2 separate regions of the Homo sapiens genome follow, and region 2 is linked to region 1. Evidence: chromatin loops called from intact Hi-C (ENCODE). Cell type or tissue: MCF 10A. All regions are shown on one strand. Links, peaks and the distances in the headings refer to the core of each region. The heading gives the core; the rest is flanking DNA.

Evidence for each region. A loop is a pair of places that touch in the nucleus more often than their neighbours do. Peaks named below come from ENCODE experiments on the same cell type or tissue, not always from the same donor. Only the 100,000 strongest peaks of a DNase experiment are listed, where the experiment ranks them.
Region 2: it touches region 1 in a loop (11-fold over the local background); 2 of 110 quality-filtered maps call a loop at or near these places.

The regions. Positions count from the first base shown.
Region 1 is chr2:229,421,253-229,438,327 of GRCh38, reverse strand. The region is part of intron 8 of DNER (delta/notch like EGF repeat containing); the gene reads left to right. Among named protein-coding and RNA genes, the nearest start is that of PID1, 160 kb to the right of the region's middle. In MCF 10A, for the core only: CTCF peaks have their summits at 6,591 and 6,792 (motif pointing left); DNase peaks (open chromatin) are centred at 3,927 and 6,787.
Region 2 is chr2:228,691,941-228,709,015 of GRCh38, reverse strand. No RefSeq gene overlaps it. Among named protein-coding and RNA genes, the nearest start is that of LINC01807, 89 kb to the right of the region's middle. In MCF 10A, for the core only: a CTCF peak has its summit at 9,414; DNase peaks (open chromatin) are centred at 8,115, 9,405 and 9,865.

The DNA.
Region 1 (17,075 bases), core at 3,063-11,062:
TCAGCATAGCTCCTGAGATGGATCTTTAAGTGGATGCCTCAAAGCTTGGCATGAAAGGTGGCCTTCATTATAGTTCAATGGATGATACTTGACCAATAGACGTTTCCTACTTCCCAGCACAGAGAAGCGCAACTCTGACTTCCAAGGGTATTGAACCGCATCTAGGTAGGGAGCCCCCTTCTTCTGTCTTTGCTTCATTCTGTAGATCCAGCAATCCACTTCTTTGAAATTGATGCTGAGAACTACCTGTGACTGAAGCTTATGATTTTATTTGATTTGATGCCTGCCGGATGCACCTAATTAAAGAAACTTCCTTTCCTGTGACTCAAATGAGAAATGCAGACATAACCACATGACAGCTATGCACCCTTCAGCCTAGGTAGTTTCTCTTGATTAGCTCTTCTCATTTCTGGGGTCCCCAATGCCTACTAGCAATTTTTCTTACCACCTGATTCCCTGAAAACCTCCTGCATTGATGATTATATGTCATGGATTCCTTTGATGTTGTTTCTTTTCACCTGGCTCTGGTGACATTATAGTCCCTGAAATGTTCTTTCCTTTTCATATTTGACTTTTGTTGTTTTTAGTTCTCTACTTTGAGATAGCTTTGATGACATGTTCCTTCAGTAGCACGCCTTCCCACAAGACTGGCTTAGTGGAAATGATTTGCCGTCAATGTCAATCATGGAGGATTGGAAACTCTGTAACAATGTGCCATTATAGGTGATGTTTGAGATATATTGTGACTTATGGTAGTCTACTTCCTGAGTCCCAATTAGACCACCAATAAGGAGATTTGCTGCATGTCCTACTTTTTTCTGGACTTGTAGCCTTCACTATGCATTTAAATTCTTCATTGGTTTGGATTTATACAACAACCTGGGGACAATGCCCTGTATTTCTTCCATTGTTTTCTATCATGCCCATTAATTTGCAGTTTGAAAGCACACTGTGAAAGTTGCTGCATTCACTGAATGCTTTTACAGAACAGCTTCAGTTTTAATGAAGATTCAGAGCTCTTAGGTTTGCCTGAAGCAGATTGATACATAACCTTTTCTTTAAATCCCAGAACATTGTCAACTCATAGCGGGTATTGATTTTTCAAAACAGCATTTCCTCTTCCATCTCACTCACGTGCTTCTTTATGCAGTGCCTCAATGCTCTCTTTAAAATCCTATTTGTATAGCAGCCCCTGCCTTTTTATGTTTTCTGTTTGTTTGGTAGATTTTTCTCCATCTGTTTATTTTGGCCTATGGGTATCATTGTGTGTGAGATGGGTCTCTCAAAGATAGCATACCATTGGGTTTTGCTTCTTTATCCAACCGGCCACTCTGTGCCTTTTAATTGGGGCATGTAGCCCATTTACATTCAAGGTTAGTATTGATATGTGTGGATGTGATCCTGTCACCATGTTTTTAGTTGGTTATTGTGCAGACTTGCTTGTGTGACCGCTTTATAGTGTCACTGCTTTATGTACTTAAGTGTGTTTTTGTAGTGGCCGGTAATGGTCTTTCCTTTCCATATTTAGCACTTCCTTCAGGACCTCTTGTAAAGCAGGTCTGGTGGTGACAAATTCCCCTAACATTTGCTTGTTCAAAAAGCATCTTATTTCTCCTTTGCTTATGAAGCTTAGATTGGCTGGACATGGAATTCTTGTTATAATTTTTTTTTCTTTTGAATGTTGAATACAGGTCCCCAATCTCTTCTGGCTTGTAGGGTTTCTGCTGACAGGTCTGCTGTTAGTCTGATGGAGTTCACTTTGTAGGTGACCTGCTCCTTCTCTCTAGCTGCCTTTAACATTTTTTCTTTCATTTTTGACATCGGAGAATCTGATGACTATCTTGGGCATGGCCTTCTTTTGTAGTATTTCATAGGTGTTCTCTGCATTTCCTGAATTTGAAAGACACATACATACATATGTTCATCACAGCGCTATTCACAATAGCAAAGACACGGAATCAACCTAAATGCCCATCAGTGGTAGACTGGATTTTTAAAAAGTGGTACATATACACAATGTAATACTGTGCAGTCATGAAAAAGCAGGGGATCATGTCTTTTGCAGTAACATGTATGGATCCACAGGCTATTATCCTAAGCAAACTAATACAGAAACAGAAAACCAAATATTTCATGTTCTCGCTTATAAGTGGGAGCTAAACTTCGAGTACATATGGACACAAAGAAGGGAACAATAGACGCTGGATCCTGCTTGAGTGGGGAGGAGGATGAGGGTCGAAAAACTACTTACTGTGTACTATACTTATTACCTGGGTGAGAAAATAATCTGTACACCAAACCCCTGAGACATGTAATTTACTTATATGAAAAACCTGCCTGTGTATCCCTGAACCTAAAATAAAAGTTAAAAAAAATCACAATCAAATGTTGTTAACTTGTTAGGCACATGTTTATCTTTTACCAAACAGTTTATATTGTGAATAAACATATTGCCAAAATCATTAAAAAATTACAATCCCACTTGGTTTTATAGGAATTGCCTAAAGAGGTCCTTAGTTGGTTGGACTGAAGTCTTAATGATATGTTGATGATTACCAAGATCATGTTTCAATTTTACTCTACCAGATGGTTTCTGATGCCTCAGATCAGAGTGAATGTCCTAGGTTCAATTCATTAGTAGGTGTTGCTTTTAGATTGGATAAGCCCAATTAAAGTAGGTCTAAACTAAGGAATATGTAGTACCTGGTGGTACTATTTTGAGAAGACTCCTCTTTACTACTCCGTAAAAATACCTTTTTTACCAGGTCTCTGATGCCTAAAAGTTTATCTTTGTGGTTTTATTTATTTAAGTTAGACATTGTACCTGGCAATCAACCTTTGTATTAGTTAGTCATTGCTGTGTAACAAAACATTCCAAGACTTGATGGCTTAAGAAAACCACTTATTGTTTGTGATTCTGTGGGTTGATAATTTGGGCAGGGTTTAGCTGGGATGTCTCTTCTCTATTCCATGTGCCCACTCATGCTTTTGTGGTCAGCTGGCAAGCCAGCTGGGGACTGCCGGGTCCTGGATGACCCCTCTTATATTGCTGGCAGTTAGCTGGAGTGATGGGGGCAACTAAGCCACATGTCTCTCTTCATCCAGCAGACCAGTCGGGGCTTCTTCCCACGATTGTAGGGTTCCGAAAGCAGCAACAGAACACAAGGTCCCATATGCATGCTCTCTTTAAAGCTGCTTCTTCTGTTGTTTGCCAATGTCCCAGTGGCATGAGCAAGTCACAGGGCCAAGCTTATAGACTCTGTTTCTTGATAGGAGGAGCTGCACAGAACTTGTAGCTATTTTTTTTTCAATCTACCATAACCTTAAACCTAAATATGTGAAGAATGTGATGTGATGTGTCTGTGTGTGTGTGTGCACGTGTGTGTGTGTGTGTGTGTGTGTATATATATATATATATAAATTGTCTCTATATATGTAAGCAGATTTGAGGAGAAAGAAAGTTGAAAAACAGTGTTTAATCTTTGGTTGCTTGAAAAGAAATGGTGAGGTCCCCTGAACTTGCCTACTCAAGTGATAAGGAATGTCTAGGAGAAAACTTCTTTACTTACCTCATAATTCCATATAGATTGAGCCTTGTTCCTGGCTTTATTTCAAAGAAGTTTCATTTTTCCCTTCAGGTTATTAACATATATATTCTCCTAGAATCTTAAGTCACCAAATAAAAACACACTTCTGATTTTTCACTGCTTTATCAACTCTTAAATGAACAAATGCTGTGTGTTTAGGCATCCTTAATTTAATAAAGAAAGTTGGAAGAGAATTCAGAATTTACTCATATAATTGAGTTGTCATTTCTGATTTATTTACATTTTGAAATTTTCTTTGTAATCCAGTTGCATCAAGGCTGAATTTCCCCATGAAATTCTTTAGCTGAAGTCCTGACTGTCAGCTTCAGCCCTTGGGCATTTGTAGCCCTTAGGGATAGTGGCCAAGTGGAAGGTGTGTGCTTCTAAAACTGTTCTTAAAGGATCATGAGAAATTTCCCTGGTGTTTAACAATATTTAGGATTTAGCATATTTACTCGAGAATGGCAATGACTAATAGAAAGCTTAGAGGATGACACGATTGCATTGTGCCTGTGAATGTCCCCAGTGATAGGGGAATGAAAGTAAATACAGCCAGAAAGATAATCGTGGTCTGCATTGTGGACTCCGTGTACCAAAATTTTCTGGAATAATCCCAGTCACAGTATTTTGTTTTCCATCACACAAATACTTTGCTACCAAACTATGTATCTATGAGGCCACCTCTGATATATAATTGGAAACAGCGCAACTTTGTCAGATCATGGTTCCCAATTTTTGGTTTGCAAAAATTGTTACCTTAGATTGTTTATGCTTTTTTCTTTCTTTCCTTTTTAAAGTAGAGCTTTTATGTTTTATTCAAAATATATTTTAAAAGATAAGCAACATAAATTACCTTCAGAGCAAATTTTCGGCAAGATAATTAGGAATGCAAAAAGCTAATTCACAAATGTCTAGTATATGATAGTCAATTTGAAACACACTTAATCTTTACAAAACTATAATATTATTTTTAATATTACCTACTGGTCTGTATGTTACTCAAAATCTTAATCTTGGTGCTGTATTAAATACTTCTAATATCTTCCATTTTCTGACATTCCTTTCTGCAAAAATATTATTCCTGTGGGTTAAGGAAGCTAGATCAGAGATGTGGGAAAAATTGCCCTCACGAATTTGAATATGAACTTGTTTATCCTCATTCCGCTTAGGCATGTGTGACTCCTAGTCATACAGTGAGGAACTAGAACACATTGTGCCACAGCTATATCCTTATTACTTTCCCTCATTCTGGCCTTTCTTTTCCAATACGTCATTTGTTGTCACTTTGGGATTCCTTTGTGTTACTTTTTTCCCTTATGTAAACCTCGAGAGGAGGGTAGCTTCCTTTAGTCCATGTGCCGATGGCTGGTAGATCATTTGACTATATGTTTCACTGTTGGTTTATTTATATGCCCATAGCTGGTACATGTTCTGACCATATGTTTTGCGGTTGGATTAGTTAAACGCGCTTAGGAGATGCCATGGCTGTTAAAATACAAAACCGGCTGGGCACGGTGGCTCACGCCTGTAATCCCAGCACTTTGGGAGGCCAAGGCGGACGGATCACATAGTCAGGAGTTCGAGACCAGCCTGACCAACATGGTGAAACCCTGTCTCTCCTAAAATTACAAAAATTAGTCAGGTACGGTGGCAGGCACCTGTAATCCCAGCTACTCAGGAGGCTAAGGCAGGAGAATTGTTTGAACTCAGGAGACGGAAGTTGCAGTGACCCTAGATTGCGCCTTTGCACTCCAGCCTGGGCGACAGAGTGAAACTCCATCTCAAAACAACAACAACAACAACAACAACAAAACACAAAAAATCCCATAACCACACTATATGTAGCATTTTCCTTGGACAACCCCTACCATTTCCCCGCATTTGTGAGAGTCAGAGATTGTGGGAGACGTTGTATACTTTTCTATTCTATAGCTTAGTGGCTCTCAAACTTGAGTGCTCATCAGAACCATGTTAGAGGGTTTAAGTCATGGAGTTCTGGGCCCTACCCTTAGAGTCCCTGAATCAGCGGGTCTTGAGTGTGACCTGAGAACACGCATTTCTAACTAGTTCCCAGGTGGTGTTGATGCTGCTGGTCTGGGGACTGCACTGAGACCCAAGTGTGATGAGTGCGGATACCTCAAATGAATGTCTATTAGTAACTAAGAGGTCAACTAAACCAAATTTAACCAATTGATTGTGAAATAAATTAAAAGGAAATAAACATTTTAAAACTCTTCTATACTTTTATACCGTTTAAAATTTCTCTTTGTTAGTATGCATACTTGTGTAAAAGTAATTATCTAGGTTTTATTTTCTCTTCAAAGTGCCATAATAGAGTCTTAGTCTTTGATTTTCCCCCCTCCCACCCATTTGTTGCCTTTGCTGGCCCCAGCACCCATCTTTGTGCATCCCATAATGAAAAACTTCTGGAATGTGAGGGTGTATGTCTACCTTTGCTTTTCTAAACTTTCTTATCATCTTCCTCACCTCAATTATAAACCAGCCATTTTTATGTGTTTATAAACATGCTAGATAATCAATTGAGGGTATGGGATTATTTTATTAAAATGCTTTTCTTACTGTTTATATGTAAACACACATAGCACAATAATCTTTAACTCAAATTATAAAATATTATTTTGTCATTATACTTAGTATTTAATCTTGGTGCTTTAATCATGGTATTACAAACATTTGCATTAAAAATATTTTAAATAAAAAGTAAGAAAAATAGGCCACTTTACAATGGATAATTTAAACTGTAGACACCATATGTTTATAGAGGACATATTGGTGAATTTGCAAGCTGTAGAGAAATATTTGAATGTTATGTTTTATTATTAAAGGGAATGGGATTTCTTCTTTAAATATAACCTGGCAGATTCATTTGCATCCCTCTGTGCCATCTATTTCCTTTTGTAAAAGACATCTTTTTTTTCTTTTTTTTTAATTATTATTATACTTTAAGTTTTAGGGTACATGTGCACAATGTGCAGGTTAGTTACATATGTATACATGTGCCATGCTGATGTGCTGCACCCATTAACTCGTCATTTAGCATTAGGTATATCTCCTAATGCTATCCCTCCCCCCTCCCCACACTTATCTTTTTAGTCCTCCTCTTTTGTTAAACTCCTGAGTAACTTTTTTTTTTTCCTTTTTCACTTGCCTAGATAATAAGTAGAATCCACCCTCTAGTGGCCAAAAGCAACATTAAAAAAAAAAGTCATAAGACATAGCTAAAACATTGTGAAGAGATTGATTTTTCTCAGTGTGACTAGTTTGTAACCTAGTCCTGAAGCCAATTCCAAGAGAAAGCTTTCAGAAATGTTTAGATCAACATGGCTAGAAAGATTCCCCAGATGATGGACAAGTTTAAAGTCAAAGGCCTTTAGACACTGTTTCCGTTAAAGCAGGTTCACTGCCAATTTCTCCTGGCTTCCAGTGTCCTTCATAAGCACAGTCACAAGTGAGCTGTCGTCTTCCATATAGTCCCAGATTTTCTTAAATGTTTTTGAGGGAGAATGCTCATTTTTAAGGAGATAACTCCAGATAGTGGTCGTTTGGTTTTTACTGTATATTTAAGAACTGTTTCCTTTCCAAATATAAATTAATTATGATTTACACTCAGTACATCTACAGAAGTTACAGAATTTTTAACATCTTCAAAGATTTTCTTTTCTGCATATTAAAAAGTATAATTCTTCTTTTAAAAAACAATTTCTTTACTAGCAGTGCGTTTATTATAATGTCTGTTCCCTGCATCTCAGAAAATCTCCTCTAATAAGTCTAGTCTTTTCCCTTTATAGACTATAGGAAATGTTCTTATCTCTCCACTAAAAAAATATTTTAAAAAGTTAGGGTTTTTCTAATATTATCTGTTTTCCTTACTGCCAATCAAGGGTTAGACATAAAGAATGGTCATCATTTCCCTTGTAATCGGTGACATAATTTAGAGTTGTGTTACTACAAATAAAATACCCATAAAACATGTGTATTAGTCAGGGTTCTCTACAGGGACAGAATTAATGGAATATATATATATATATATATTTACTAAGTATTAAGTCACACGATCACAAGGTCACATAATAGGCCATCTGCAGGCTGAGGAGCAAAGAGAGCCAGTCCGAGTTCCAAAACTGAAGAACTTGTAGTCTGATGTTCGAGGGCAGGAAGCATCCAGCACGGGAGAAAGATGTAGGCTGGGAGGCTAGGTCACAGTCTCTCTTTTCACATTTTTCTGCCTGCTTATATTCTAGTCATGCTAGCAGCTGATTAGCTGGTGCCCACTCAGATTAAGGGTGGATCTGCCTTTCCCAGCCCACTGACTCAAATGTTAATCTCCTTTGGCAACAGACTCACAGACACAGCTAGAATCAATACTTTGTATCCTTCAATCCAATCAAGTTGACACTCAGTATTAACCATCAGTTAATCAGTATTAACCATCACAGCATGGATGATATTACCCGCTTATATCACACAATAACATATCTCTGTTAATGGAAAATTAGAAAACATGAATATACATATTTAAATTAATAAAAGAATCCCTTAACAAAACAATTGTCAATTTTGGAAGATGTTTTTCCAAGCCTTTTAATGCATGTTTGTGCAAAACAGGCACTGGTAAAGAAAAGAACTCTTCTGTATTTATGTATGCAAAGGTTATTTGGCCCTCTGATTCTATTTTTCTAGCAAATTCAATTTACCCAGTTTGATCAAGCATCTTCTATATTCCTCAACCTGTGTGCTAAGGAAATGAGAGGAGAACAGCCTGTTGTTAAAGAGAAAATGCAGAGTTTGGAATCAAATATTGAGCAGTGAATCGAAGTTTTACTGCCAAGCAGGAAACCAGATCCAGCCCCGAGGTTAATCTCAGGGGATGGGGCTATGAAAAGGAAAAAGGGTAGGTTTTAAAAAGCCAAACATAAACAGGCTGTTTCGTATTGGAAAAATTTAGATCTTCAAGTTCCTGGGTGGTGAAATCTGGGCTAATCAGCCAGGCACCATGTCAGTGCTGAGCTGGTGCTATTGTGCTTCTCTAGTAAGCGGTCTTTGCTGACCATGTGAAACTATGGCTCAGGGTAATGGCGTCCTTCAGGGCTATGGTGCTTAGGGCCTTTGCTGTGTCTGCAAGGTGGGCACCTATTTCAGAAGTACGGCACCCAGGTTGTCTTTTAAAATCACGTTTGCCTCACAGGCCAGGTGACCACACATCACATCATGATGTGCTTACGCCAGGCATTGTGCTTAATGCTTCCCTTGTGTTACCACCTCACGGACAATGCCAGGCCCGTGTCCTCCTAAGGGAGAGGCAGAAACTCCTCCTTTTATAAGTATCCTCTGTTGCCACAAGTGCCCATGAATGGCCTTAATGGAAGATGTGACACACTGGCACTGAGCTGCAACTGTATGCCTGATGGTCCAGTGCTCCCCATCTAGAAACACTCTCAATACTGAGTTACAAAAAGTACTTAATAAAAAGAAAATAGCATCAAATACATTTTATTTTAATAAGGGAAGCAAGAATATGTATTTCACTTGGGAAGCAAGAATCCTGCTGTGTCCCATTGTCTCTCAAACTCTCACATTGTACCCCCAGCCCCCATATGCTCCACCATCTTGGTGACCCTCCAAGGGCAGTGCTCAAGGTCATTACGCCAGTTGGAGACATCACTCTGCAGGGGCCCACAACATTTCTGGCAGCGACCTTGCTGTCTGCCCAGTGTAATTCCATCATGTTCTGGACCAGTTTTTCTTTCTCTCTATTTTATCTTTTTGGCTTTTTCTCTTTCTATGTCTCTTTCTCTGTTTCTTTTCTGTCTCCATCTTGATAACTCTGGGTCTCTCTTTTGCTCTTCCTCTCTACCCATCCCATGCTCCCCTGATCCTGCTCTCTCTTTTTCTGCCCTCCCTCCACCTCTGACTTCTTGTGTCTTCTTACATAAGGCCTTTCTTTCTTAACTACAGCACAATTGAACCCCTCAGCAACTAGTTCAATGCTTGGCTATATAGTCAGATTTCAGCAAATACTCATTAAAATGAACTGATTTTTTTTTTTTTCAAATCACTTCCGTTTTTCTGGGAGAACCTGTCAATTCTTTTTGTTCAATTAAGATCTGCTTCTTCTAGAATATGGTTCCCTTCCACTCCATTCCCCTCCCCAGCCCCTTCCTTCTAATGAGCTTCTGTTGTATTTTAAAGTGCCTAGAAGAGAAATTGGCCCATAGAAGGGGACTCAATAAATGTCAATTCCTGCACTCCTTTGAAAGAAATTGCAGTATCTCTGGACAAAACAGCCAGGAATCTGGGCCTCCCCTTCCACCTCTCCTTCCTTCTCACCCTTCACATTCTATTCATTACCAGGTATTTCTATTTACTGTTTAAATGGCTCTTGACATTTATATTCCACATGGCCCTGTCACCACTCTCATCCCAGCCGTGATTTCCCGAGACGATTGCAGCAGCCTCTTCACTGATTTCTCCACATTGATTCTTGCAGGTCTTATCCCCATTCTCCAAAGGGTAGCTGGAGCAATCTCTCTGAAATGCAAATCTGATTTTGTATCCCCCCACCACCCACATGAAAGATACCACCAGGCCTGACACCTGCCTGTTTCTCTTTTCTTTTCTTTTTTTCTCTTTTTTTTTTTTTTTTTTGAGATGGAATCTCGCTCTGTCACCCAGGCTAGAATGCAGTGGTGCGATCCCAGCTCACTGCAACCTCTGCCTCCCGGGTTCAAGCAATTCTCCCGCCTCAGCCTCCCAAGTAGCTGGGACTATAGGTGTGTGCCACCACGCCTGGCTAATTTTTGCATTTTTAGTAGAGACGAGATTTCACCATGTTGGTCAGGCTGGTCTCGAACTCCTGACCTCGTGATCTGCCCGCCTCAGCCTCCCAAAGTGCTGGGATTACAGGCGTGAGCCACCATGCCCAGCCCAGTGTTCTTATTTCTTCTCTGCCCTTTGCTCTACAGTGGGTTGCAATCCATGTCTGGAACAAATCACAAGCCGTGGTCCCTCTACCGTGGGTCTTTTGCACCCACAGCTTTTCCTGCCTTGAATTTTCTCATCATTCTTCTGCACACCCCTCCCTCTTAGCTCACTTTCCCCTCTTCCTGGCAGCCTCCCTGGGGCAAGGTCAGCTCTCCTGCATCTCCTCCCTCTCCTCCCTCCTGGAACACCAGGCCCCTCATTGCTTATACTTCCCAGTTATGATTTTCCATTGACTTGAATGATTGATTGATGTTTTTCCCCTCATAAGCGCCCCAGTAAAGGCACTTTATCTGTTTTTACTCACCAGATAGCCCCAGTGACTAGCACAGTGCCTGACACATAGCAGGCATTGAATAACTATTTGTTGACTTAAAGAATGAATCGATCAAGGAGGCAAATATGAGAAACAGAGAATTACCAACCTTCCCCATGTGGCTATTAAAGCCAGAGAGCCTCTGCACTGAGGGAGAATATAAACTCATGGTGTGAACAGTGAGGATATGATTTAGAGCTGGCTTTTCATCATCCATCCTTTTGGAAGCCCAGGGAGGGAGATGGAAATTTGTAGATGGCTCAGTAACATAAATAATAGGGAGGTTTTACAGTCAAAAACTTTAATTTAGCCTCTGTCTTTAGTCCTTTCAATTTAATGTTTATAAAAATCACAGCAAGTGAAAATATTGACTGATTTGGGTCTTCTGACATTTATTTTCTTTTCTGGCTTAGTTGCCATGAGCAATAAAAGGATAAGAAATTAGAGACTAAAGAAATAAGAAACATCAGCAGCTATTGTCTGCCACACACCAACGAATGCTCTGCATTGACTTACACAACTTCCTCCATGTTCACAAGTATTTTCTGGCTTTATTGTGTGTGTTGTGTGTGTGTGTGTGACAGAAGCACGATTACTCAGTGAAAACCTGTGCAGTTATCAAAACCAGCAGGTTCGTTTAAACGAGAGCATCTGAACACTTAATAGGATTAATGTGAGCCCAGATGCTTGCCTCTGTTCTTATTTCTGTTCTTTAATCGATTTCTATTATGAACCTGCCAGCAACAAGAGAGGCTAAGGGAGATAGATGCACACACTCACTCACACACACACGCACCCACACAGATTCCCTTGAAATAAAGCTCTACACAGCAAAATGAATGCATCTTGTCCCACATTCCAGAGCGCCAAAGGGCTCTATGACCACCAGTGAGTTTAGCCAGAATTTGAAAGCTCACAATCATGTTAATATAATAGGATTATTTTCTCTGTGACCCATATCTTTTTTTTTTTTTTTTTTTTTTTTGAGATGGAGTCTCGCTCTGTCACCCAGGCTGGAGTGCAGTGGCGCAATCTTGGCTCATTGCAAGCTCTGCCTCCTGGGTTCACGCCATTCTCCTGCCTCAGCCTCTGGAGTAGCTGGGACTACAGGCACCCGCCACCACGCCCAGCTAATTTTTTGTATTTTTAGTAGAGACAGGGTTTCACAGTATTAGCCAGGATGGTCTCGATCTCCTGACCTTGTGATCCATCCGCCTCGGCCTCCCAAAGTGCTGGGATTATAGGTGTGAACCACCGCGCCCGGCCCCCATATCTTTAACTACTATGGGTGAGGTGGAATATTTGATCTCCCAGGAACTGGCCTAGACTTGAATCAGAAAGTCATGGGTTTTCACATTTTATCCACTCATGCTGAAAAGAAGGGAAAACATCCTTTGAGTTGTGTTGCATCATTAAAGGAACCACTCTTCACAGCCCTGCACTCACTTCAGCCTGACTATAAAGTAAAAACAAATAAAAGCCCCAAACACCGTAAATTCACTCTTGCCTTGAATTCAGTCTGTACGAGGGGAGTGAGTGGCATGACCTCCCCCTGGTTGTCCTGATCACAGCACCATGGTCTTCGAAGGTCCTGTTTGCCTGAGGCAGCAGGAAGCACAAATCACGCTCCAGAGGTGATACTGACAGATGAGTCGCTGGGAATTTGTTGCACGAAGTGTGAAAGCCATCTGGCTACAGCTAGAATCTTACAGTTTTGGATATTTTTGAGTGTGATGAGGGACGGGCGGGGAGAGGGAAAGTACTCCTGTGAGCAAACACACTGTGGAACCAGAGCCGGTGGGTCCTGGATTGATGTTTAAATCCTGCCTTGCGACAGTGTTGAGAGGGAAGATGGTGAAAGGCCATGGAAGGCTTTGCCTTTTACTGGGGAGAGTAGGAATTGAGTGACTCTTAAGACCTTTATGCAGCAAAGTGTCCTGTTCTGGAGCAGGTCAGGGTCTGTGGGCTGGAATCTGGGCTCCACCGTGCCTTTGCTGAACTGGTCAAGGCTGTAGGGCTGTGGTCTTTTCATGTGAAAAGTAGGAAGAGCACTAGCTAGAAACCAGCTTCACCATGTGGCTGGAGGCTTCATAGGGGGCACAGAGAGGAGTCCCAATCCAAGGACACAGCATTCAACAGGGTTCTCGTTAGCTCAAAAATCACCAGGCAGGTTCTCCCTTCTTACTCCGCTCTATCTCATTTGCTTGGTATGAGCCAGTCCCAGATATACCCAGGGCCTGTTTCCTTCTGTGGGATAGCAGTACAGGAGAGAGTCACCCCATGGACTGTGTTATGTCAAACCCACAAGGGCAGAAGCCCTCCTAGGTATTGTCCAGAAATCCTTTTGCTCTGATGAATGAACTCTCACCCTTCACAACAATTTGAAACCCTCATGTTCTCAAATCTCTTCAAGTTGTTTTCATCTTATAAAAAGGATCTAGAACAGTGGTTCTCCAAAAGGGATTTTTGTCTTCCAGGGGACATATGACAATGGGGACATTTTTAATCATTACACCTGGGAAGGATGGTATTATTGGAATCTATTGTGTAGAGGTCAGGGATGCGACTCAACATTCTACAGTGCACAGGGAAGCTCCCCGCGATTATGATCTGGTCCAAAATACCAACAGTCTTGTGACTGAGAAACTCAGATTCTAGGTGTTAAGGACTAAATTAGGCCCTCCACCCCAAATTCATATGTTGAAGTTGTAACCTCCAATGTCTTTGGAGATAGGGCCTTTAAAGAGGTAATTAAGGTTCAATGAGATTATAAGGGTAGGGCTGTAATACAATAGCACCGGTGTCCTTATGAGAAGCACTCACACACAGAGAAAAGGACATGTGAGGACTCATAGAGAAGGCGGCCGTCTGCAAGCCAAGGGGAGAGGCCTCAGGGGAAACCATACCTGTTGACACCTTGACATGGACTTCTAGCCTCCAAAACTCTGGGAAAATAAGTTTTTGTTTAATTCAACCAGTGCTATAGTATTTTCATGGGAGCCCTAATAAACTAACATACTAGACAATGCGTTTGGAGGCAACATGGGAAAGAAGGAAGAACACACAGGATTGACTACATGGCTTTGGGCAAATTTCTTTACCTCTCTAACTCTTAATTCCTCATCTATAAATTGGGATGATTCATGCCCATCGCCTTGGGTTTTTATGAGAATTAAACAAGTTAACACATCTAAAGGGCCTGACATAAGGCAGATGCTGCTAACTTGCTACCACACTGGATGCTCCGTGTAGGTGGAGACCCTGTTCTTTAGCTTTGTAGGCAGTACCCAGGGCACCTGGAAGGTCCTGGAGCACCATGGAAACATTTTAAAAGTGCATCGAATCAATTGATAACATTTTGGGTGCTTATGTAACAGTTTTATTTGTGTAGCCTTTTCCGACACAGATACCACAGGTACAGCTGTGAATACTGCGTTTGCAGACTCTACCCTCAAGCTTATCCTGTAGTGGAGGAAGAGACGTGATAATCAAGTAAAGAACTATGATAAAAATAGGATTTCAGACAGTTACAAATGCTACGATGGAAATCAGCTGAGTGTCGTGATGAGTTGCTGGTGGGAAGAGCTACTGTAAATAGCATTGTCAGAAAACTATCTGAGGAAGTGATTTTTGTTGATGTTTTTGTTTTATGGATATAGATATTCTTTATTGGAGATTTAAATTCCACTAGAGCTGTTGTTCTTGTGAAGTGTTTTTTTAAAATGATAAATAATTCTTGGTACAATCTTCTCTTGGTTTATCAAGTAGTACATTCTAGGAAAACTCAGTATATCTTTTTTTTTTTTTTTTTGAGATGTAGTCTCGCTCTATCTCCCAGGCTGGAGTGCAGTGGCACAATCTTGGTGCACTGCAACCTCTGCCTCACAGGTTCAAGTGATTCATGTGTCACAGCCTCCCAAGTAGCTGGGATTACAGGCGCCCACCACCACGCCTGGCTACTTTTTGTATTTTTAGTAGAGATGGGGTTTCACCATGTTGATCAGGCTGGTCTTGAACTCCTGACCTCAAGTGATCCACCTGCCTCAGCCTCCCAAAGTGCTGGGATTACAGGGGTGAGCCACTGTGCCCGGCTTAAAACTCAGTATATCTTAAAATGGTGCTGTACATATAAAGAAGTTAGGTTTTAGTTTGGGAAAGTTATCAACAGGGTTTTTGCCTACATGAGGGTCCAGTGGAACAGTCCATTGTTGTGAAGAATGAGGAGGCATTCTTTGTTGTGCAGGAATATCCAGGGCATTGCAATATTTAATAACTTTGCCCTCTCCCACCCTCCTAAATTCCAGTAGAACCCTCCAATCATTGCATAAGGATCACTCCCACCCCTAATTTTCTCTAAACACCATCTAAGGGCTAGCACAGCCACCATTAAGAACCATGGTTTTGAGGGTGTTCAGTGACCTCCTCATTTTCTAGTCCAGTGGTCATTCTTGCTCATTAGAGCCTCTGACACTGCTAACCCACCTTCCTTGATATCCTTTCATCCTCTGGCTTCCATGGCACTGCATGCCTTGGGCTTTTCTCCTCCTTTTTGCCCAATCCTTGTCCAGTGTCTTGATCTGGCTCTTTGTTCTCCACCTGCCCATGTGGTCTGACCTTGACCCCTTCTTTTTTCCCTTCCATTTTCTTCTTTCCCTTCCATTTTCTTCTTTAATGAAAATTTCAAAACCACTTCCAGGCAACTAATTCCCAAAGTGCTCTTTCTAAGCCATTTACACGCATACTTCCAACTGCCACTTGGACCTGCCCAAGTGTGCCCAATCTAAACACGTCCAAAGTTAAACTGGTCTTCTTCTAAGCCTGTTTTTCCTCCTCTAAGTCTGTTTTTCCTTTGGTGGTACCTCTTGGTGATAATGACTTCATCCGCTCACTCAGCTAGACATGGCAGCCATCTCCACCGCTCTTTCTCACTCCCCCCATCTGGTTGGTTGCTGTGCCCCGTCAATCCGAAAGAAATAAGGGGAACTGATTATTCGGGAGCAAATCATGCAAAGATGGGAGCAGTGCTGATAAAGATCAGTGCCTTGGAAAGGGCCACTCTGATCCCACCCTTTGATTGTTTATTTTATTTTTAAAAAATCTTTGGATTAGCCTAATTTTTTTTCAGACACTGGGCATACTGCCCTGAGCTAATTTGTTTGCCTGAATTAATTATCAGCAGGGGGTGATAGCCTCATTTTCACAGAAGCCCTCTCTTTTGGAAGGAGTGCCTTTTTATTCAAATCGTCCGATTGAGGCTGCTTGGCACTGAGTATAAAGGGTGCCTTGACATTTCCATGAAGACATTTAAATGTTACCGTCTCTGAAGAAACGGTTTTAGAATATGAAAACTTTATCTTTTTTCCCCCCCAAGGAAGAAAAACATCACCAGCTTAATTATCTCTGTAAAATAACTTCCTCATTTGCTTTTCATATTGCTAGTATAAAAAGATAATGATACTGTTTTCAAAAATGGAAACAATTAAAGATGATCTTGCAAAACTTGCTTGTTTGATTTTTGTCTATTTAAATGCCACCTCAATTCAGAGGTCAAAGATGCATGCAGGGTTATGGTTATATATTACCCTTCCATGTTGATTGTTAAAAGATCTCCTAGGAGGGCAAATGCAATTGAAAAGGTGCTGCTGGTGATTGTACTCCACAATGACCTCAAAAAGCTTCTCATATTAGGAGAAGCAAAAGACACTTAACTCTTTACATATACATGGATATATATGTATATATTTTTACTCTCTCTCCCACTTTCTCTCTCTCTCTCTCTCTATATATATATATATATTTCATGTTGTATGTTTTTTACCACTATATATATTTTTTATGTTGTGTATTTTTTACCCACTATATATATAGTAGGTAAAATATAGATATAGAGATATAGATATAGATATACAGATAGTGGTAAAATATATATCTGTATATAATAGTGGTTAAAATATGTATATTTAATAATACATATATATTTATATATATAGTGGTAAAAAAACACAGCATTAAATGTACCTTCTTAACAAATGTTTAAGTATACATTACAGTATTATTTACCATACACACACTGTTTTCCAGCAGATATCTGGAACTTATTCATCTTGCATAACATCTTGCATAGTTAAATAGCAGCTCTCCATTTTTCCCCTTCCGCAGACCCTGGCAATCAT
Region 2 (17,075 bases), core at 4,676-12,675, 730 kb after region 1:
CCGGGGCTTGTCAGGGGGTGGGGGGCAAGGGGAGGGATAGCATTAGAAGAAATATCTAATGTAGATGATGGGTTGATGGGTGTATCAAACCACCATGGCACATGTATACCTATGTAACAAACCTGCACGTTCTGCACATGTACCCCAAAACTTAAAGTATAATAATAATAATAATAAAAGAATTCCTTATTATTTGGTCAGAAACTTAACTTTCCTCAGTCTATCTAAAATTAATTATTTGCCTAATGAATAAATACAAAATTTTTAGGGGTCATCCTCAATTCACTTAGAAGAACAAAGTATTTTTAAGCATTCATGACTTGTAATTTTAATTACTTGGTAAATGTTCTTAGCCAAGATCGAATACTCTGCTCTGTGTTGTTGATGTCAAATTTTATTTTTTTCTGAAATGATTCTGACTTTAAATAAATTTAGACTGATTTTCTTTTAAAAAAAACCACAACATATATATACTTAACATTTGTGAATTTCATGGAATATTTAATCTCAAAATGAAAATTAACTCCAATGATATACATGCTGAATTATAGGGGAAAGTGAAGCATTATTTTCTTTTTTGAGGCATTACATTAAAATGCCTCAAACAAAAATGGCTCAAGGGATGGATAGAGATGGATAAATGGACAGATACGTGTTAAGACATGTGTAGTAAAACGTTAATGGTATATGGGTATTCATTACAAAAAATTCAACTTTGATATATATTTGGAATTCCTCATAAGAGGATGATGGGAAAAAATGAAATACAAATAAAATTAGAAATGAGATACCTAAAATAGAAAATTAAAAGTTAAATCAGCTGATACAAATGTTGAAGAACAAGACTTCAGCATGTTAGCCAAATGGTATTGCTAATAGTAAATCTATATGTAGACACTATTCAATCCATCAAACTTCTCAGGACTTCTCAGTAGCGTCTTCTTATGACAGAGTTTAGTATTGGGCTGAAAAGAGGAAGTGGGTGCTAATTTACATATTTTCTATTTTTTAATCTAAATTCATATACTTCTCATCCTCTGGAGAGGATGCTGTGAGGCGGCAGAAAAGGGCCAAGAGATTGTTCAAACTAACTTTCATCAAAGAAAATAGCAGGAGTGATGAATACGTTTCCACAGAAATACTGAAGGCTTCAGGTTATTATAGGAGAGTTTTGTTTTAAGGAAACCAAAGCCATCACTGCCATTTTTTCTCTGTTGTAGAGACTAATGGGTTCTATCTGGGCTCACCCACAATATATCCACTCTGAATAATGTCCATTTTCTCTACTATGTGTACACTTCTTCAGTTTGTGTGCTTCGTTCATACAGCTGAATATATGTACACACACACCGTTGGGCACACAATCTTAAGGAACCTATAATAATGGCCATCATAAGGTTTTGTGGATCTCAGGTTTAAAAACTATGCTTTGAATAAAGAGCTTCACGCTGCATTCCTGAGAGGCTTATGTCCATTTGAAATTAACCACTGATTTTGAATAGAGATTAGGAAATATTGATTCATAATTCATAGACAATTAGGCAAAATGGGATTTCAATTCAGATATTCAGTGAATGTTGTATAGATTTGAAAGTCGTAAGAGTAAATTCCTGGCTGGGCACAGTGGCTCACGCCTGTAATCTCAGCACTTTGGGAGGCCGAGGCAGGTGGATCATGAAGTCAGGAGATCAAGACCATGCTGGCTAACACAGTGAAACCCCGTCTCTACTAAAAATACAAAAAATTAGCCAGGCATGGTGGCAGGCACTGGTAGTCCCAGCTACTCAGGAGGCTGAGGCAGGAGAATGGCGTGAACCCAGGAGGCAGAGCTTGCAGTGAGCCGAGATCGCGCCACTGCACTACAGCCTGGGTGACAGAGCGAGACTCTGTCTCAACAACAACAACAAAAAAAGAGTAAATTTCTGATAAGGAGTAATTTTACCAAAACTGAGCCCAAGGAAGCTTATCATTAGGTGGTAGAAGGTGTAAAAGGATTCAAGAGCAAGAAGAACCAAAGAGGAGAATGTCAAACTGGAAAAGACAGGAGAGATTTAGAATTGAAAGTCAAGAGAGATCACCTAAAAAGGGTAAAACAACATTGCTGGATCAGGTGATCAGAGGGTCCTTGGTTTCTTCCAGTTTGTGCTGCTGGCATGGAAAATACCAAAGGACAGAGAGTACAAAAGATGACTGGTAGACAGGAAATGAAGAGCCAGATGTTGATTTCCTGGAGATTTTGCTCAAGAAGTAAATTAAGCTAATTCCCCAAATGCCCAAATCTATCTCCCAACAGTCCTTTATGAATGGTGAAGGAACACAACTTGTGAAGGAACACAACTTTTACAAGGAATATAACCTCCTGGCACCATGAAGAAACTTTCTATTTAATAATGTTGCAGAAAAGGCACCTTATTATGTGCTGCCTACCCAAAGCAATCTTTTTGTGAATGGAAGTTTCAGGGGTTCCATGTGATCCTTTTGTGAATGGAAATTTCAGGGGTTCCATGTGACTTATTAGATGGCATATCCTCCCGGAATGTGGGAGATGCGTCCCCTACTGTTTCAGCAAGTTGTGTTCAAAGGCAAAGCAGCCCACACCTAATCTCTATTTGCCATAGCTGCCAAAACATTTTACAATAAATAAAGGAGGCATTCATCTGAATAAGTGGACCCCTTCTTGGAAAATGACATCCCAGCACAGCCTGCCAAAAGAGCTGCAGAGACACTAAGTCACACCAAGGAAGGAAGAATGAAGAACAGAAGGGGCATCCTTCCTGTGTGAAGGCAGGAGATTGCAGCAGTCAAGGGGTTAACCTGAATTTGTGAGGTGGTTTTTAATCAGTACAATCATGCCTAAGCAAAGAAAGTGTAGACTTTCTGCCCAACACATACATATGTATGCTTTAGGGGAAGTGGAGGATGGCTATGTTAATAAAAAGCAAAAATGTTGTATCCAAAGATGAATTCTGAAGCACAAGATATTTGAAAATGGAATTCAGCAAACCTTTATTGAAAGGTTATTATGCACAATCCTTGTGGGCCATGAGGGAGACTTGGTCTCTACCTTCTAGTCATCATTTAATCATGATGTTGGAGTCCCAGCATGGGTCTCACCCTCTTCAGTTAAGGACTGGTTTAGTTCATTGTGTAGGTAATACCTGACACAGGAAATAGATGCCGAGACCAAGTTAGGAAGGCAAAAGTTTTGTGGAGGAGACACACCAAAGAAAGAAAAGGAACAGCAACAGGGAAGCCACCGGGCTGTGATGCAGGCTGACAAAGTCTCTGTCAGCCCAAGGGGCTGCTCTGCAGGAAAGCTGGCCTGTTAGAGCTGAGTTGTTTTGGGCTGCAATGAGGCCCTTGCTCATTTTCTGGAGGCAGCTCTGAGCATGAGTCGGGTGGATCCTGAAGGAGCAAAAAACTTGGGGTTGTCAGCCAACCAGTCTTATGAGCACAGCAGTCCTGAGGGGATCTGAAAGGCACTCCTCTGTGTGTCTGCATAACGCCAGGACACAAAGAAGTGTCATCTGTCTCAGCTCCCACAGAGCCTGATGAGAGAGAGACGAGGCTGCAGTAGGGCTGTTTACCTCAGAGACAAAAGGAGACTAGGGCTGGTCTCCGGGAATCATAAATAAACATGAACTAGAAGGCTCTGGAAGACTCTCAGATAAAACACTGGTTCACCAGCACTGAGAAGGTGGGCGTGCCTAAGGATGATCTGAGGGTGCCCCAGGAGTTTGAGGAGGAAGGGACAGACTAACTCTTCACCCTGAGTGTCCCTTGGCTTTGTAGATTCAGGGAAAGGAATTCTAGGAACTAGAGACTTAGGGTTCAAAATGTGTAGGTGTCAGTCTTGTCCACTTGTGTGAGCAATGTGGTTGGTGCATCTTCTCTGGAGAGGGTATAACTCTGATGATACCCCTGGGATATGCAGAGTTCAGATAACTCTTGAGGGGTCAAGGACGCCAGCCCACAGATGCCTAAAAGAGTTTCCCTTCTCCTCAAGTAAGATTTCCAAGGATCCTTACTGCTAGGAAAACTTACGGGCTGCCTAGATTAAATCAGTTGTGTTAGCTCAAAGAAGAAACTTTCCTTGTAAAACGCATTATCTAGGTGTATAGAACCCCTAACAATTATTTGCCTTTTCATGTTTCTTAGGTTGAAACAAATTCTTATGTAGTTTCATAGTTATTAGCAAAGTGACATCTTGATCTTTAACATTCAGCCATATTTAAGAAGACTGTAATAGTTACTTTGATATGTAATATTTAGAGATAAGACTGATGGAAAACCAGGAAAAAGGAGTATTTTGGGTTGAAATAGCTAAAATATGATAGTTATATTGTATTACCATTTTTCTTCCACTATCGTTAGTCTAATTCTTTTTCTTTATATATATTTTCAAAATCATTAAGGAAGAGAAATGGGCATTAGCTGTTGTGCTGTTATTTTGATTTCAGAAAATGATTCTTGAAACATCACCTAGGTTCCCATGGCCAGGAGACCCTCTAAAAGGTAAATATTTTTCTACATCACACCTATCAAGACAGTCTCATATCCTGATGTGATGAAACCCTGTTCTCAGAAACAACTTTTACTTTAGGTTACAGCAAAGTCTCCTCCTTCCTCCTACTTCTGTATCTTCCCTCCTCTTCTAGCATTTTCATCCTTCTCATCCTCTTTCTTGTGACTTTTCTTCTCTGCTTCTTCTCTGTTTCCTTCATTGCCATTGAGTGCCTTCAATATACATCACATAAGATGTCTAACCGTGAAGAACTTGGAATGTCATAATAGTATCCCCATTTCAGAGATGAAGAAACTGAGGCTCAAAAATTCAAAGAGATATGCCTATATCTCTTTCTATCACACATCATCACCCTGTTTTATTTTCCTTTCTTATTTATCTCCATTTATAAAGTGAGCTATTTAGTATTGAGTACATTTTTTAATCTTATTCTGGCAACTTGTTTAAATGTTTTCCTGACAAATTTTTTTAACTTGGTAATGGACATTAGTGATGTGACTGGTGAGTAATTTTTTAAAAATCGAAATTAAAGACAATTAAAAAACTAGTACAATACATATTGCTACATGAAAAAAGTCTGAAAAGACAATATATTGTAAGATTCCAATGTTATAATATTTATAAAATGAACAACTATAGAGGCAGTAAAACCTCTCAGTGAACCCCAGGGATTGCGGCAGGAACATGCATAGGTAAAAGACAGGGGATCTGGGGGCACAGTTAAACTACAATATTTGTTTGTGAATTGTAACAAATGTACCACACCAATTCAAGATGTTAATAGGGGAAAGTGAGGTTGGGGGAAGGGAGTACACTGGAGCTATGTACTTTCTGCTCAATTTTTCTATAAACCTAAAACTGCTCTAAAAAATAAAGTCTATTTTTTAAAGCTTTCTTAAAAAAAAAAAAGCTGGTTCAGGGAAAAGATTGGCCAACGTCCAGATGTCAAAATAGACCCCAATTTTAGAATACATTTTAAAGTTGTTAGATAGGTTGCCTGTTAAATGTCTGAATCCCAGTGAATAGATGTCGAGTGGCTTTCAATCATGAACAAAGAACAAAAAGGAACGATTCTAATATAAATTTCCATTTTTCTCATTCACTGCAGACAGCGTTTTCATGCCTTTAAGTTGTGGACAGATGGCTCAGTGACAGGCGATGGGTATTCATACGTGCAGGACTGCATCTCATTACACTCTAACAAGAAGATCGTAATGGAAACAATCAAAACCAAGCCTGGCTAATCACATGCAACAGACACTGATTTTTTTTTTTTTTTTAACTAAGGGCAAGGACATTTTCATGCAGTCTGAGAAATCTGATGATGGATGTTATTTTCATTATCTTTTATTTCTTTTGTTTTTTGAAAAGCTAAGTAAACCAATATAATTTAAAAACTAATTTCCAATTACATTACAGTTATTTTTATTATTGTTTTCCCACCATATTATTTTGGAGCAACCATCTCTTTTTCTTGATTACTATTTTATTATCTTTCTAGAAGTCCTTTAAAATGTCTTTTGTAAACCACTTTCTTCCCTTTAAGATGTGTGCAATCAATAAAGAAGAATCTTTCAGCACAACCTCCCAGTATCCTCATCAACAAAGTAAATTTGAATATGTAGCAAATACACAAGTCTCTACTTTAGTTTATAATGTAAAGTACATGATACCAGCCAGACTTTACCTATAAGTACATTAAAGAAAACCAGCAATCTCATATATTTTGTAGAACTCATTTAATTAAAAATATACATCCTGCCGGGCACGGTGGCTTATGCCACCCAGCACTTTGGAAAGCAGAGGCAGGCAGATTGCTTGAAGTCAGGAATTCCAGACCAGCCTGGCCAACATGGTAAAACCCCGTCTCTACTAAAAATACAAAAATTAGTGGGGCCTGGTAGCATGTCCCTGTAGTCCCAGCTACTCTGGAGGCTGATACAAAAGAATTGCTTGAACCCAGGGGATGGAAGTTGCAGTGAGCCAAGATTGTGCCACTGCACTACAGCCTAGTCAACAGCATGGTGAGACCCTGTCTCAAATACACACACACACACACACACAAAACAAACAAAAAATGCATTCATGCAAGACCCTTTGGTGAAAAAAGTTAGGTTTTTTTTTTTTTTTTTTCAAAATCATTAAAAACTTTAGAAATCCATGACTATTTTAAAGTGATCATTCTGTGGCCTGCAACCATCCTGGGACAGGTGAGCTATTAAGAAACGCTTTCATCCATAACAGGGAGCAAGTTTGGTAGCACTCTAAGTGTCATGAACACATGTGAAAGAAATTGAGTCAATAAGCCATGAGGGAGGTAAAAGGATGATAAATATTTCTCTTTGTAACTGAGGGCTCCAGCAAGACAGCAGGGGCTGATGGAGTAGTGAGGCTGAGTAGACACTGAGATCAAAGAGCATTCTGGAGCATCTGTTATGCACAATGTGTTAAGATGGGATAAGAATGGGACGAGGGTGAGGTGATCAAGAAGATAGACTCATCTGCAAAGTCCCTTGAGATAAACCCATAGAAATGCCAGATAAAGTAATCAGAGCATTATTTTCAACACATAGTTGAGGTACCAACAAAGAAGTGAAATCTTATAGCAGAAATAAACCACAGGGCAAATAACATGAACTGAGATACAGCTTTCCTGGAGGGGTGTCAGGGAAGGGCAATGATCAAACCAGGGGATTGGGCTCCCAGCTTTTTGTGGAACTAGGGAAAGAAACTTTCAGCCTGGGAGAAGCAGGTAATGATTAAAGAGAGCTAACACATTTGGCAAAGAACAACATTGTCTACCCTTTGCTGGCTGCAGGGGAAAAAATGCTTCTCTGGGAATTCTAAACCCCAGCCCTGTCCACTACAGTGATTTGAAGTGGGGAGGTATAAATATTCTGTGATTTAGAAACACAGAACACCAGAAATGTATATAAAACAGGATTTATAGGGCTGTGGAGATACTGTTGTGTATTTTGCCAAAGACAAATCAAAACTCCTTGAAACCATGCTGTCAGGATTTCCAGATAGAACTCTTTTTAAGTTAGGTTTACAATTCAAATTTATAAAACATGCAAGAGAACAAGGTTCAGTAAGCAAGAGACAGTGCACATGAAGTAGGACGGGTAGATTCCGAAGAATTTCCTATAAAATAATTAGCCATAAAAGTAGTAAAACAAATTTAAAATGATTAAAGTATAAAAGCAGGTGTGGAAACTATAAGAAAATGGCACTATAGCAAAATAGAAAGATCAATTAAAAATAATAAAAGATGTCTTAGAAATTTAAATCACAATTGTTAAAATTAAAGTCTCAATGAATGGGTAAAATTGTAGATTAGATACAGCAGAAGAAAGAATTGGTAAGAAGGAAGATAATCTAGACAGTAGTTCCCAATCTTGGCTGTATTTTAGAATCTCCTGGGAATTTTTATAAACCCCTGCGTCCAGCTTACACCCCAGACCAATTAGATCAAAATCTTAAGTAGGGAGAATCTAGGCATCAGTATTTTTTAACATTCTGTGGATTATTTTAATATGTGTGGTTGTTCTAACAACAGCTGCCTCAAGAACAGCACACAGGAAACTGAGTAATGAAAATACCATGAGAAAAATCCTCAAAATAACCACAAACACACAAACACTACGTCTTTTTTTTTTTTTTTTTTTTTCCTTCCAGACAGAGTTTCGCTCTTGTTGCCCAGGCTGCAGTACAATGGCGCCGTCTCGGCTCACTGCAACTTCCACCTCCCGGGTTCAAGTGATTCTCCTGCCTCGGTGTCTTTTTAGTTCTGTATTTATTGAGTGCATTTTCTGTGCCAGGCACTCTGCCAGGTACAGGAGACAAAAAGACAAATGAAATGCAAAAACGAAGAATTTTAAGATGCGTCACAAAATCCAAACCTACTAATGTGCTAATTCTAACAGGAAATTAGATGGCAGCTGAAATTTAGCTCTAATATGGAGAAAAAGCCTTGTAATAGATGTACATTCAGCAATATTACCTCATTGGGGTATGCATGTGCAACTATTGTTTATTTTTTTCCCAATAACTGAAATCTCACGGGGCCTCAGTCCTCTATAATCTTTGCTCCTTCTGCTGTGGGGTTCCTAGCAGCACCTCAACCATGGCCACTCACCCAAGTCTTCATAAGTGTCTTCTGCATCTCCCCTTTTCTGGGGGACACTTACTGCATTTTCCCATTGGGAGAGGAGAGAATAATCTCCCCATGAGGGAATTCCAGTGGAGGGACTTCTCCCCACTGAATTCACCATTTTGTTCTATTCCCCTGCTAATGTGTGGTGGTGGAGGGAAAATGTGGGGTAGTGGCTGGTGTTAAGGTCTGAACTGGAGCCTCTCAGGAAATCTCTGGGAAGGTGGATGAAGCCCAGTTATGACGATCGCATGATCTGAGAATGCGTCATTCTCTGCTTTAGGCCATGCCTCATCTGGAATCACTGAAAAGACATCACCTCACACCTGCATGGCAATGAGGAAAATGATACGTCAACAACCCAATCTTAAAAAAAAATTAAAAATAATAAATTAATAAACCTTTTCTGCTTGCCCGATCCTTTTTCCACAATTAATAATTCATAGTGCCAATTCAAAAAATTAACATTGTACTTGTTATTTTTTTCATTAATCTTGTAACATTCTTGAAATATTGAAAAATGCCAACATTTCAGCATTATTATTTGGAATGAATTTCACTATAAAATGTATAATGCTGGTATTATTTATAAACAATCTGACAGTGTTATCAATATTCTCTAAGTCACTAGTTCACTATAGTTTATATCGATTAAATAATTCAAGTTGAAGACCATATGACCAGACAAAGCACATCTCATTACAGCTAGAGCCCCGATTCCTACCATTTTCTGCATTATACTACCACATAGTGGTTCCTTTTATTGTGGTACACCGACTAGGCTAATACCTCATTTGCCGTTATCAGTATTGTTATTAAAAAAAAAATCAGTGGGACAACAGCCCAGACATTAACACGTGTCCACCATTATACAACACTGTTTATCTATATTAACAAAAGACTCATACAGTTATTTCAAAAATCATAATAAAAGAGAAAAACCCCAGTGATTTTATTAACCTTTCTGGATGAGCTCTGTTTAATAAAGCCCAACAATATTATATTTTAAGATATTTGATAAAAAATATAAAATCAGGGAGGTAGAGAGTTCATTAGAAATAATTTCTTTAAATCTGTCATTTTTACGTTTGAGAAAACTGAGGCCCAGAAAGGGAAACATAAGCATTTGTTGAAGGCCTCTAAGCTTGTTGGTAAATTCACGTGAAAACCCCAGGAACTGTGACTCACACCTAGGCTTTTTCTGTAATGTGTCTCTATACATTAAGAAAACAGCCTCACTGATTTATTGGCAAGAGTGTCAGTAAGTCATGGAAATAATTGGCAAAATGAGATAAGCTCAAACATTATTTTATGGGATAAAATTAAAGGTCACCTGAAACAACGTGACATGTATACCTTGAGGTATGCTTGCCTGAAAAGCAAAAGTCTCCAGGGGCATAAACTCAGGTTAGTGCCTCAGCTCAACGTGAAGCTCATTACCATCCTATAACTTAATAAAGACATGTTTATTTTACTAAGACTAAAGAGATATCACAGTTACCATATTTTTCAGTTATATGAAAGAAAGATATTTTATAAACCTTAGGAAAAATAGAGCTAGGTCAAATTATCTTTATTCTTAACATTTAACCCCATATTGAAACAAAGGAAAGCCGCTGTCAGGACAGTTTTTACTTTTTTTCCCCTCAAATCTTTTTGTACGTTTTTATATTACAACTTCTCAATAGAAAAACCTGTTGGTTACATTTTCATGCAGTTTGAAAATGTTTTGTGTAGTGTTAAATCATGTGAAATTGACAATTCCAAGTCATATTAAATATGTGATGTGAGTAGATACTGTACTAGAATAATTGAGAAAATATTACTATAGTTATTACTTTTCTTTAATCTGTTTAGAAAATCCTAAATTGAAAAAAAAGAAAATACATTTTTAAATGATCAGAAATGCAGTTGTGTGGGACTGCTTTTATTTAAAGATTTCAAATGTATGCTTTTAGAAAGATCAAGATTATCTTCTCCTTGTGTATAATAACTAAGTTAGAAGAGAACAGAAGGAGTGTTCTACATAAAGTGTGGCCCTGGTCATAAAACTAGGTGATAAAAATAAGAAACTCTTCATGATAGATAAATTACCTAAAGGTAAAAGGAGAAGACGGTATCAAGCATCCCTTAGGAACTGGTAAGAAATGTAAATGATCAGACCCCATTGTAGACCTCTTGAATCAGAATTCTCATAATGGGGCCCAGAAATCTATTTAAACACCCAGGTGATTGACTTGCATGCTTAAGTTTTAGCAGCAGTGATCCAGGACCAAGACAGACCTTCCTCCTGCTTTGTCTTCAGATAACTTATTCCTAAAGAGCAAAACCTCATTGTTAACACTGACTGTGACAGTCATCCACTTATTGTCTCTCAATTCCAAATTCACTCTCCATTCCTTATTCTGCAGTAACTGAGATGGGCCCTGTGGATAGTTCTCCTTTGTCAGCTGGTACAATATTGTCAGTAGGCGGTGCTGCTGTACGTTTGCTCTAGGGGGAAAGGGTTTATTTTCCTGGTTTTGGTGCACATCTCTCACTAGGTTCCTCCACCATGAACATTCACCAGGGCCCAGTTCCTGCAGTACAGGTTGGCCAGCATCATGTACAGCCAGCAGCTTCCCTGATACCTCCTCAGGCGTCATCACAGCAGAGTGCCACCAGTACATCACCTCTCCATGAATCAATTGCCCAGGAATCCCTCAGGTAGCTTTGCAATGAGTCCAGAGATGCAGCACCTTTTTGTGAACAGATGTTTCCTGGCAACCCAAAATATTAGGTTTCCCACAAGTTGCATCAGCAAAGAGACTGTGATTTCTCTCCCATCCAGTGACCATTGCACACCCTTTCCAACAAGGAATGCAATTCGCCCCTGAAGAGGTGAGAGACGTGGAGGTGGCTCCTTCCCAGGTTCTCCATCTTGGACCTAGAGGGTTGTAGCTGCTTCTAATGTTTGCTACTTCTGTATTATGTTTTTTTGTTTTTGTTTTTATTATACTTATGTTCTAGGGTACATGTGCACAACATGCAGGTTTGTTACATAGGTATACATGTGCTATGTTGGTTTGCTACACCCATCAATTCGTCATTTACATAAGGTATTTCTCCTAATGTTATCCCTCCCCCAGCCCCCTACCTCCTGACAGGCCCCAGTGTATAATGTTCCCTACCCTGTGTCCATGCGTTCTCATTGTTCAACTCCCACCTATGAGTGAGAACATGTGGTGTTTTCTTTTCTTTCCTTGTGATAGTTTGCTTAGAATGATGGTTACCAGCTTCATCCATGTCCCTGCAAAGGACATGAACTCATCCTTTTCTATGGCTGCATAGTATTCCATGGTGTATATGTGCCACATTTTCTTAATCCAGTCTATCATTGATGGACATTTGGGTTGGTTCCAAGTCTCTACTATTGTGAATAGTGCTGCAAAAAACATATGTATGTATATGTCTTTATAGTAGCATGATTTATAATCCTTTCAGTATATACCCAGTAATGGGATCGCTGGGTCAAATGGTATTTCTGGTTCTAGATCCTTGAGGAATCGCCACACTGTCTTCCAGAATGGTTGAAATAATTTACACTGTCACCAACAGTGTAAAAGTGTTCCTATTTCTCCACATCCTCTCCAGCACCTGTTGTTTCCTGACTTTTTAATGATCACCATTCTAACTGGCATGAGATGGTATCTCACTGTGGTTTTGATTTGCATTTCTCTAATGACCAGTGATGATGAGTATTTTTTCATATGGCTGTTGCCTGCATAAATGTCCTCTTTTGAGAAGTGGCTGTTCATATCCTTTGTCCACTTTTTGATGGAGTTGTTTTTTCCTTGTAAATTTGTTTAAGTTCTCTGTAGATTCTGGATATTAGCCCTTGGTCAGATTGGTAGATTGCAAAGATTTTCTCCCATTCTGTAGGTTGCCTATTCACTCTGATGATAGTTTCTTTCACTGTGCAGAAGCTCTTTAGTTTAATTAGATCCCATTTGTCTATTTTGGCTTTTGTTGCCAGTGCTTTTTGTGTTTTAGTCATGAAGTCTTTGCCCATGCCTATCTTCTGAATGGTATTGCCTAGGTTTTCTTCTAGGGTTTTTGTGGTGTTAGGTCTTACATTTAAGTCCTTAATCCATCTTGAGTTAAGTTTTGTATATTGTGTAAGGAAGGGCTTCAGTTTCAGCTTTCTACATATGGCTAGCCAGTTTTCCCAGCACCATTTATTAAATAGGGAATCCTTTCCCCATTTCTTGTTTTTGTCAGGTTTGTCAATGATCAGATGGTTGTAGATGTGTAGCGTTATTTCTGAGGCCTCTGTTCTATTCCTTTAGTCTATATAACATTTTGGTACCAGTACCATGTTGTTTTGGTTACTGTAGCCTTGTAGTATAGTTTGAAGTCAGGTAGCGTGATGCCTCCAGCTTTATTCTTTGTGCTTAGGATTGTCTTGGGTATGTGGGCTCTTTTTTGGTTCCATATGAACTTTAAAGTAGTTTTCTCCAATTCTGTGAAAGAAGTCATTGGTAGCTTGATGGGGATAGCATTGAATCTATAAATTACCTTGGGCAGTATGGCCATTTTCACAATATTGATTCTTCCTATCCATGAGTATGGAATGTTCTTCCATTTGTTTGTGTCCTCTTTTATTTCATTGAGCAGTGGTTTGTAGTTCTCCTTGAAGAGGTCCTTCACATCCCTTGTAAGTTGGATCTCTCAGCAGAAACCCTACAAACCAGAAGAGAGTTGGGGCCAACATTCAACATTCTTAAAGAAAAGACTAAACATACTAATCAACCCAGAATCTCACATACAGCCAAACTAAGCTTCATAAGTGAAGGAGAAATAAAATCCTTTAGAGTCAAGCAAATGCTGAGAGATTTTGTCACCACCAGGCCTGCTGAACAGAAGCACTAAACATGGAAAGGAACAACCGGTACCAGCCACTGCAAAAATATGCCAAATGGTAAAGACCATTGATGCTATGAAGAAACCACATCAATTAATGGTCAAAATAACCAGCCAACATCATAATGACAGGATCAAATTCAAACATAACAATATTAGCCTTAAATGTAAATGGGCTAAATGCCCCAATTAAAAAACACAGACTGGCAAATTGGGTAAAGAGTCAAGACCCATCGGTGTGCTGTATTCAGGAAACCCATCTCACATACAAAGACTCACATAGGGTCAAAATAAAGGGATGGAGGAAGATCTACCAAGCAAATAGAAAGCTAAAAGAAAGCAGGGGTTGCAATCCTAGTCTCTGATAAAACAGACTTTAAACCAACAAAGATCAAAAGAGACAAAGAAGGCCACTACATAATGGTAAAGGGATCAATTCAACCAGAAGAGCTAACTATCCTAAATATATCTGCACCCATTACAGAAGCACCCAGATTTGTAAAGCAAGTCCTCAGGGACCTACCAAGACACTTAGACTCCCACACAATAATAATGGGAGACTTTAACAACCCACTGTCAATATTAGACAGATCAACAAGACAGAAGGTTAACAAGGATACCCAGGGCTTGAACTCAGCTCTGCACCAAGTGGACCTAATAGATATCTACAGAACTCTACACTCCAAATCAACAGAATATAAATTTTTCTCAGCATCATATTGCACTTATTCTAAAATTTACCAAATAATTGGTAGTAAAACACTCTTCAGCAAATGTAAAAGAACAGAAATCACAACAAACTGTCTCTCAGACCATAGTGCAATCAAATTAGAACTCAGGATTAACAAACTCACTCAAAAGCATGCAACTACATGGAAATTGAACAACCAGCTAATGAATGACTACTGGGTAAATAACGAAATGAAGGCAGAAATAAAGACGTTTTTTGAAGCCAGTGAGAACAAAGACACAACATACCAGAATCTCTGGGACACATTTAAAGGAGTGTGTAGATGGAAATTTATAGCACTAAATACCCACACAAGAAAACAGTAAAGATCTAAAATAGACTCCCTAATATCACAATTAAAAGAACTAGAGAAGCAAGAACAAACAAATTCAAAAGCTAGCAGAAGGCAAGAAATAACTATGATCAGAGCAGAACTGAAGGAGATAGAGACACACAAAAAAACCCTTCAAAAAAACCAATGAATCCAGGAGCTGGTTTTTGAAACAGTTAACAAAATAAATAGACTGCTAGCAAGAATAATAAAGAAGAAAAGAGAGAAGAATCAAATAGACGCAATAAAAAATGATAAAGGGGATATTACCACTGATCCCACAGGAATACAAACTACCATCAGAGAATACTATAAACACTACACAAATAAACTAGAAAATCTAGAAGAAATGGATAAATTCCTTGAAACATACACCCTCCCAAGACTAAACCAGGAAGAAGTTGAATCTGTGAATAGACCAATAACAGGTTCTGAAATTTAGGCAATAATTAATAGCCTACCAACAAAAAAATGTCCAGGACCAGATGGATTCACAACTGAATTCTACCAGAGGTACAATGAGGAGCTGGTACCATTCCTTCTGAAACTATTTCAATCGATAGAAAAAGAGGGAATCCTCCCTAACTCATTTTATGAGGCCAGCATCATCCTGATACCAAAGCCTGGCAGAGACACAACAAAAAAAAGAGAATTTTAGGCCAATATTCCTGATGAACGTTGATGCTAAAATCCTCAATAAAATACTGGCAAATCCAATCCAGCAGCACATCAAAAAGCTTATCCACCATGATCAAGTTGGCTTCATCCCTGGGATGCAAGGTTGGTTCAACATACACAAATCAATAAAAGTAATCCATTACATAAACAGAACCAATGACAAAAACCACATGATAATCTCAATAGATGCCTTCAGCAAAATTCAACAGTGCTTCATGCTAAAACCTCTCAATAAACTAGGTATTGATGGGACGTATCTCAAAATAATAAGAGCTATTTATGACAAACCCACAGCCAATACCATACTGAATGGGCAAAAACTGGAAGCATTCCCTTTGAAAACTGGCACAAGACAAGGATGCCCTCTCTCACCACTCCTATTCAACATAGTGTTGGAAGTTCTAGCTAGGGCAGTCAGGTAAGAGAAAGAAATAAAGGGTATTCAATCAGGAAAAGAGGAAGTCAAATTGTCTCTGTCTGCAGATGACATGATCGTGTATTTAGAAAACCCCATCGTCTCAGCCCAAAATCTCCTTAAGCTGATAAGCAACTTTGGCAAAGTCTCAGGATACAAAATCAATGTGCAAAAATCACAAGCATTCTTATACATCAATAACAGACAAACAGAGAGCCAAATCACGAGTGAACTCCCATTCACAATTACTTCAAAGAGAATAAAATACCTAGGAATCCAAGCTACTTCTGTATTCTTAAGAGTTCTCTCTACTTCTCTCTAGCCAATTCTTCAATACTCCAATCCCCCGTTTTAGTTATTAATTCTTTGCATTAAACTTTCTTTGCTCAACTCATTGTGTGGTTTCTGCCTCTCTAACTCGACCGACCCTGAATGATATGTTTAGCTTTTTCAGTAGATTGTTTTTTAGATTATAGGATCAATTCACAGATAGTATCAAGACACAACTCGTGGAAAGCCTAAACATATCTAAATTACATCATTATTTAGGTAGATGAGAAATTTGAATTTTTATAAAGAAAAAACCCTTGAAAGGCTGTGAATCTTGAGCAGCTTTTCACAGCATTCAGAGCTATCCATGCTGAACCCCTCTTTGCACCTAGCAGTAAAGTAATAACTTACAGGTGTTTAGTGCTTTATAGTTTTCAAGAATTTTATTAATGGTACTGCTTTAAGTTTATTTCTACAGTAAGAATTACATTCTAAAATCACATAATAAATAGAAAGTGCTCCAGGTGACAAAATGACAGATTACGATCTAGAAGAGTATTGGGCTCCAAATACTGCTTATTTCTGTCTTCAGAGTAAAACCCTGATGATGGGATGGCCCCAAAGAGCTCAGTAGGAGTGAGCCGCAGTGATTCCCTCTGCTCTGGACAGATCTTCTCTGCCTTGGGGCTCTCACTGCAGCTTGGGCTTCTTTCTGTCCCCTCACACTTAATCATCCAGAGTAGCAGGTCCTCCCCTGGGAACATAAGCCACAGGCCCAAATGACTTAAGACCTGAGGAGTACAGTCACTCCAAAGGGAAGGTCAGAGGCCTGCTGGACATCCTTGTATATCTTATTGTAGTATATGTTCTGGGATTTTAAAGCAAGCAATGCGAATATACTTGAATAGATAAGAGTACAAAATAAGTACAGGAAAGAACAATAAGAACTCATTAAAAAGAATGCAGTGGAACCAATAGATACGAAAGGTATTCAAATTTTAGAATGAAACTTCCCCAAAGTTGATACTGCTGACAATCAAATAACTCAACAGAAAGATTGGAGTGAGAGAC